2 separate regions of the Homo sapiens genome follow, and region 2 is linked to region 1. The links are chromatin loops, found by intact Hi-C in ENCODE. Cell type or tissue: B cell. All regions are shown on one strand. Links, peaks and the distances in the headings refer to the core of each region. The heading gives the core; the rest is flanking DNA. Region 1 overlaps ZNF710 (zinc finger protein 710). Region 2 has its middle 30 kb from the start of ZNF710.

What was found. A loop is a pair of places that touch in the nucleus more often than their neighbours do. Peaks named below come from ENCODE experiments on the same cell type or tissue, not always from the same donor. Only the 100,000 strongest peaks of a DNase experiment are listed, where the experiment ranks them.
Region 2: a loop joins it to region 1, with 11 times the contacts of the local background. A loop is called at or near these places in 4 of 110 quality-filtered maps.

What each region holds. Positions count from the first base shown.
Region 1 is chr15:90,070,015-90,072,925 of GRCh38, forward strand. The region is part of intron 2 of ZNF710 (zinc finger protein 710); the gene reads left to right. Among named protein-coding and RNA genes, the nearest start is that of ZNF710-AS1, 11 kb to the right of the region's middle. In B cell, for the core only: a CTCF peak has its summit at 1,421 (motif pointing left); a DNase peak (open chromatin) is centred at 1,417.
Region 2 is chr15:89,970,110-89,973,020 of GRCh38, forward strand. No RefSeq gene overlaps it. Among named protein-coding and RNA genes, the nearest start is that of ZNF710, 30 kb to the right of the region's middle. In B cell, for the core only: no CTCF peak of the experiment used is centred there; a DNase peak (open chromatin) is centred at 1,622.

The DNA.
Region 1 (2,911 bases), core at 137-2,636:
TCTCCCCATAACGGTGGCCTATGAGTGATACTCCAGGTCAAACTTGTGACCCTGTCTCTCACGGTAGACACTATAGGGAGTTGGGGAGCTGTTAATACCCTGCCAGGCCTAGAAACCAGCAATTTGTAGGTTTCATTGCAGAGGCTCCTGCAGTCAACTGCTAGTAGCTGCCTAAAATGTAATGTCAAGAAAGAGTCTAGCCAGGCATGGTGCTGCACACCTGTAGTCCCAGTTACTCAGGAGGCTGAGGTGGGAAGTTTGCTTGAACCCAGGAGTTTGAGGCTATGATTGCTCCTATTAATAGCCACTGCACTCTAGCCTGGGCAACATAGCAAGACATTTTTTTTTTTTTAAGAAAAAAAAAAAGGAAGAATTCTGGGCTGGATGCAATGGCTAACAGTAATCCCAACACTTTGGGAGGCTGAGGCAGGAGAATCACTTGAGCCCAGGAGTTTGAGACCAGCCTGGCTAACATAGTGAAACCCTGGCTCTACTAAAAATATTTTTTAAAAATAGCTGAGTGTGGTGGTGTGCACCTGTAGTCCCAGCTTGAACCCAGGAGGCAGAGATTCCAGTGAGCCGAGATCACACCACTGTGCTCCAGCCCAGGTGACAGAGCAAGACTCTATCTCAAAAAAAAGAAAAAAATCAAAAAATTAGCCAGGCATGGTGGCACACACCTGTGGTCCAGCTACACATGAGACTGAAGCAGGAGGATTGCTTGAGCCCAGGAGGTCAAGGCTGCAGTGAGCTGTGATTGCGCCACTGCACTCCAGTCTGGGCAACAGAGCAAGACTCTGTCTCCAAAAAGAGAAAAGGATTCTGAAACTGAATCTAGGCTTGGCAATAAAACCCTATGATGGATTGTTAATGTCTGCAAGGAGTGATTGTGCAGGGTGACAGCATATATGCTATATATTTGCCATCTTTCTCCTCTACTGGGGGACTTAAAAATCCCAAGTCCAGGGCCTGGCACAGTGGCTCACGCCTGTAATCCCAGCACTTTAGGAGGCCGAGGCGGGCAGATCACAAGGTCAGGAGTTCGAGGCCAACCTGGCCAACATGGTGAAGCCCCGTCTCTACTAAAAATACAAAAATTAGTTGGGCGTGGTGGTGGGCGCCTGTAGTCCCAGCTACTCGGGAGGCTGAGGCAGGAGAATTGCTTGAACCCGGGAGGCAGAGGTTGCAGTGAGCCAAGACCGTGCCGCTGTACTCTAGCCTGGGCAACAAAAGCAAGACTCTGTCTTAAAAAAAAAAAAAAAATCCCAAGTCCACAGAGTGTTAATACTGTGAAGAAAAGCTGAAAGCAAAAACCAAAGGCTAATAAAACTGGAAATGTCCCTATTATCAGCCTAAATTTGTACAATGTGCACATCATGTGTTTATAAAAGAAACTCCTGAATGGCAGGGCCCCCTGGTGGTCATACACATCTGCGATGTGTCAGGAGGGGGTATACAGCACAAGACACAGTCCCTGCTGCTAAGAGACATAGACACGGGAACCATTAAGTTATAATACAAAGTTTTTATACCAAACAAGCAGTTAAGACAGCAGCTGTGACCACAGACACATGTCCCACTGGGTTCCTACTAAATTACTAACTCATCAAAAAGAAAACAGCTCCCAACTTAAAAAAAATTTCTTTTATTTATTTATTTTTACTCTTTTTTTTTTTTTTTTTGAGACGGAGGCTTACTCTGTCACCCAAGCTGGAGTGCAGTGGTGTGATCTCAGCTCACTGCAACCTCCGCCTCCTGGGTTTAAGCAATTCTACTGCCTCAGCCTCCTGAGTAGCTGGGATTACAGGCGCATACCACGCTCAGCTAATTATTGTATTTTTAGTAGAGATAGGGTTTCACCATGTTGGCCAGCCTGGTCTCGAACTCCTGACCTTGTGATCTGCCCACCTTAGCCTCCCAAAGTGCTGGGATTACAGGCATGAGCCACCGTGCCCGGCCTTTTTCAAATTTTAGAGATAGGGTCTTGCTATGTTGTCCACACTAGTCTTGAGTTCCTGGCCTCAGGTGATCCTCTTGCCTCAGCCTCCCAAAATGCTGGGATTACAGGTGTGAGCCACCGTGCCCAGCCCAGCTCCCAGCTTTTATCCTAATTTTCCTCCATGGATAATAAATTGGACCCCTTTGCACACAACACCCTGTCCTGCTCTGGGAGTGACCTCCAAACCGTAGAAAAGAAAGTTCACAGTCCAAACCAGTGGGTTTTCTCCTGGAATCCATGTCTCCTGGGGGTGAATAGCCCAAAGTCCATCAATGATAAGAATCATCTGGGGGCCCTGTTGAGAATAAAAATTCCTGGGCCCATCCCAGGCCCCATGAATTAGACCCTCCAGGGAGCGGCCTGCAAGGCTGTATGTTGGATGAGAACTACAGGTGGCTGTTATCACCAGGGAAATTAGGAAAACACTTTCAAGAGATGAGTGGATAGGCTCTGGGAGTTTGAGACCCTTCGAAATTCTACATAGACCTAAGTGCCATTTTTGGGGGGGTGTCCATAGCTTCAATCATATTATCAAAAGGGTCTGAACCAAAAAGGCCACCAAGAGACAGCATGGAGGATAAAAACACATACACGTGTCCTTGATCTGATGAAATAGTCCACAGACAGCGGGCAGACCCTGTGTCTTCTTGGCGACAGACCCCTGCCGCCTAGTGTGGTACTGGCTTGGAGCAGGTGCCCGGTAAATGGTTGTTGAATGAATGAATGAATGAGCACACATTTGCCTTAGTGCACTAGTACAGACCTTATGTACACATCCACCCTGGGGGCAGGAGACAGCAGGTATCTGGATCGTTACAGTAAAGCACAGCCTATTTCTATTACTGAAAGGCTTCCTGGAGTAAGTGGCTCTGCCCCCACATTCTTCGGTGGTTTTAAACAAGTGTTACCTAT
Region 2 (2,911 bases), core at 174-2,673, 100 kb before region 1:
CCTCTACTAAAAATAGAAAAATTAGCCGGGTGTGGTGGCGGGCTCTTGTAATCCCAGCTACTCGGAGGGCTGAGGCAGGAGAATCATTTGAACCCAGGAGGCGGAGGTTGCAGTGAGCCAAGATTGCGCCACTGCACTCCAGGCTGGGTGACAGAGCGAGACTCTGTCTCAAAACAAAACAAAACAACAACAACAACAACAAACTCTTACAACTCAGTGACAGAAAAGCAAGTAACTCGATTTGCCAAAGCACTTGAACAGACATTTCCTCAAGAAAGACATAAAAATGGCCAACAGGTATATAAAAAGGTGCTTACATCACTAATCATCCAGCAAGTGAAAATCAAAACCTCTATGAGAGGCCGGGCGTGGTGGCTCACACCTGTAATCCCAGCACTTTGGGAGGCCAAGGCAGATGTATCACCTGAGGTCAGGAGTTCGAGACCAGCGTGGCCAACATGGCGAAACCCCGTCTCTACTAAAAATACAAAAATTAGTCAGGCATGATGGTGGGTGCCTGTAATCCCAGCTACTCAGGAGGCTGAGGCAGGAGAATCACTTGAACCCGGGAGGTAAAGGTTGCAGTGAGCCGACACCATGCCATTGCATTCCAGCCTGGGTGACAGGAGAGAAACTCCGTCTGCAAAAAAAAAAAAAAATTGTTTAGATGGTAAATTTTACATTAAAAATGATTACAATGGTAAAAAAGTAATAAAAGCATTGTTACCACTAAAATAATGTTTAACCAAGCAAAAAAAAAAAAAAAAAGACATTAAAAAAAAACCCCAGGTGATTCCGAAGTGCCCCAGGTTTGGAAACACAGTTACATGATGATCCTGGATGACTTCCAAGAAGAAGAGGAGCTTTGAGCTGAGCTGTAAAGGGCAGAAACGTTTTGGCTGGGAGAAGGGAAGGGGGAAGTTACAAAGGAAGGAATGAGTTCAGTAGCAGCAGCGACATCACAAACATTTAACATACTATAAGTGCCTATTATATGCCAGGCGTGTGGTTCACATGTGTTCTCTTGTTTAAGCCACACGACGGTAACTCTAGGAGGTGGGCACTACTGGTGCCATTTTATGGAATAGAAACTGGGTGGCAGTTTGGGGCAGCCAGAGAGGGAGACCAGCCTGCCTATGTAGAGACGATGCAGATTGGAACAGAGAAGGCAAATTACCAAAGGCCTTGACACCAGTCAGAAAAGTCCACCTGATACCATGGACATGGGGTCGTTACAGGTTCTTGAGTAAAAGAGTGGTGCGATTTGAGAGGTGTTTTCAGCAAGTGAATCTAGCAGCAGTGTGCAGGAAAGTTCTGGCTGAACCCATGTGCCCTACACCAGAGTGGAAGCCCAATCCTTGCAAAATGGGCAACAAACAGATGTGCAAGTTGGGAATCAAAGGAAATTCACTCCTGAAGCAGGTGCCCCATTCTCCCTCTCCCCCACCTGACCCCAACACGCCCAGGTCTGTCCTCTGAGTGGCTCACACCCTGAAGAAGCAGGTCTTCTGGTGCCTGCCCTGCTCTGGCTGAGCAAAACCAGGTGGGACAGAGCTGTGTTCTGCAATTTGGAGGCTGGGACTGTAGGGGCATGGTTGACGTGTCTTGTCCCTGTGAGCGCTCTCTGCTGGAGGATCCCGGCCTGGCAGGAGTCTGCAGGCTCTGGGCACTGGGCCCAGACGGCTTTCATTTTTTATTAGTGATGGGGTGTCTTTCAGACTCCTGGAGATATTAATTACAGCCTGTTGTATAACAAGCTATGGTTTCACAGAGGACAGAGCTCACTGTCTCAAAGGCCTCTGGTCCCTGAGTTATTGGACTTCAACAGGAATTTCTAAAAAAAATTGACTTCCCCTTTTTTTTGAGACAGGGTCTCCCTCTGTTGCCCAGGCTGGAGTGCAGTGGCATGATCTGAGCTCACTGCACCCTCTGCCTCCCGGGTTCAAGAAATTCTCATGCCTCAGCCTCCTGAGAGTACCTGGGATTACAGGCATGTGCCATCACACCCAGCTAAATTGTATATTTTTAGTAGAGACGGGGTTTCACCATGTTGGCTAGGCTGGTCTCGAACTCCTGGCATTGAGTGATCCACCCACCTCGGCCTAAAAACGGATTCTCAAGGATGCTGGGTTCCTTCCTTCTTCTGAGGCTCAGCAGAAGCCGTCAGTCCCCAAGCTTCCTCAGGAGGGCCCATGGGGCAGAACCCTGCAGTTCCTGTGGGTTATGCTGGAAGCTGTTTCTTAAGAATGAAGAATTCAGGCAAGTGTGGTGGCTCATGCCTGTAATCCTAACACTTTGGGAGGCTGTGGCAGGAGGAGGGCTTGAGCCCAGGAGTTTGAGATCAGTCTGGACAACATAGGAAGACCCCATTGCTACAAAAAAAAAAAAGTTAAAATAAAAAAGAATGGAGAATTCTGGAAATCAGATCTAGAAGCTGGACACAGATGGCCCTAACAGGGCAGTAGATTCCTGTTCCAATAAAGAAAGGTAGTGATGTCTAATGTTACAGAATTGTTCAAAGAAGGGCCTCAGTCTCGTACCAGGAATATCAGAATGGGTTTATGCATTGAACTGTGGGGTTTACAAACTTCTTTCAGGGGCAAATCCCTGGAACTCTGCCCACTGGGCCTTCCTGACACTGAGGCAGCTCTGCTGAGCCCAGGATTCCTGGGGCCACACCGCAAGCCCTGCCTAATGTCCTTTCCAACCTAGAGAACCCATACTCTGCCATTCTAAGCCAATTAAATATTATTAAATGAAGATAAGTCATTTGAAAATCAGACACTCCCTTAGTGGATCAAATGTTCATTTCTGAATGAACCCAGACTGCATTCAGGTATTCCTGAGTTTCTAATTTGTTTCTCCTATTTAATAATTAAATAAAACTCATGGAGATTGAAAACATGTCCAG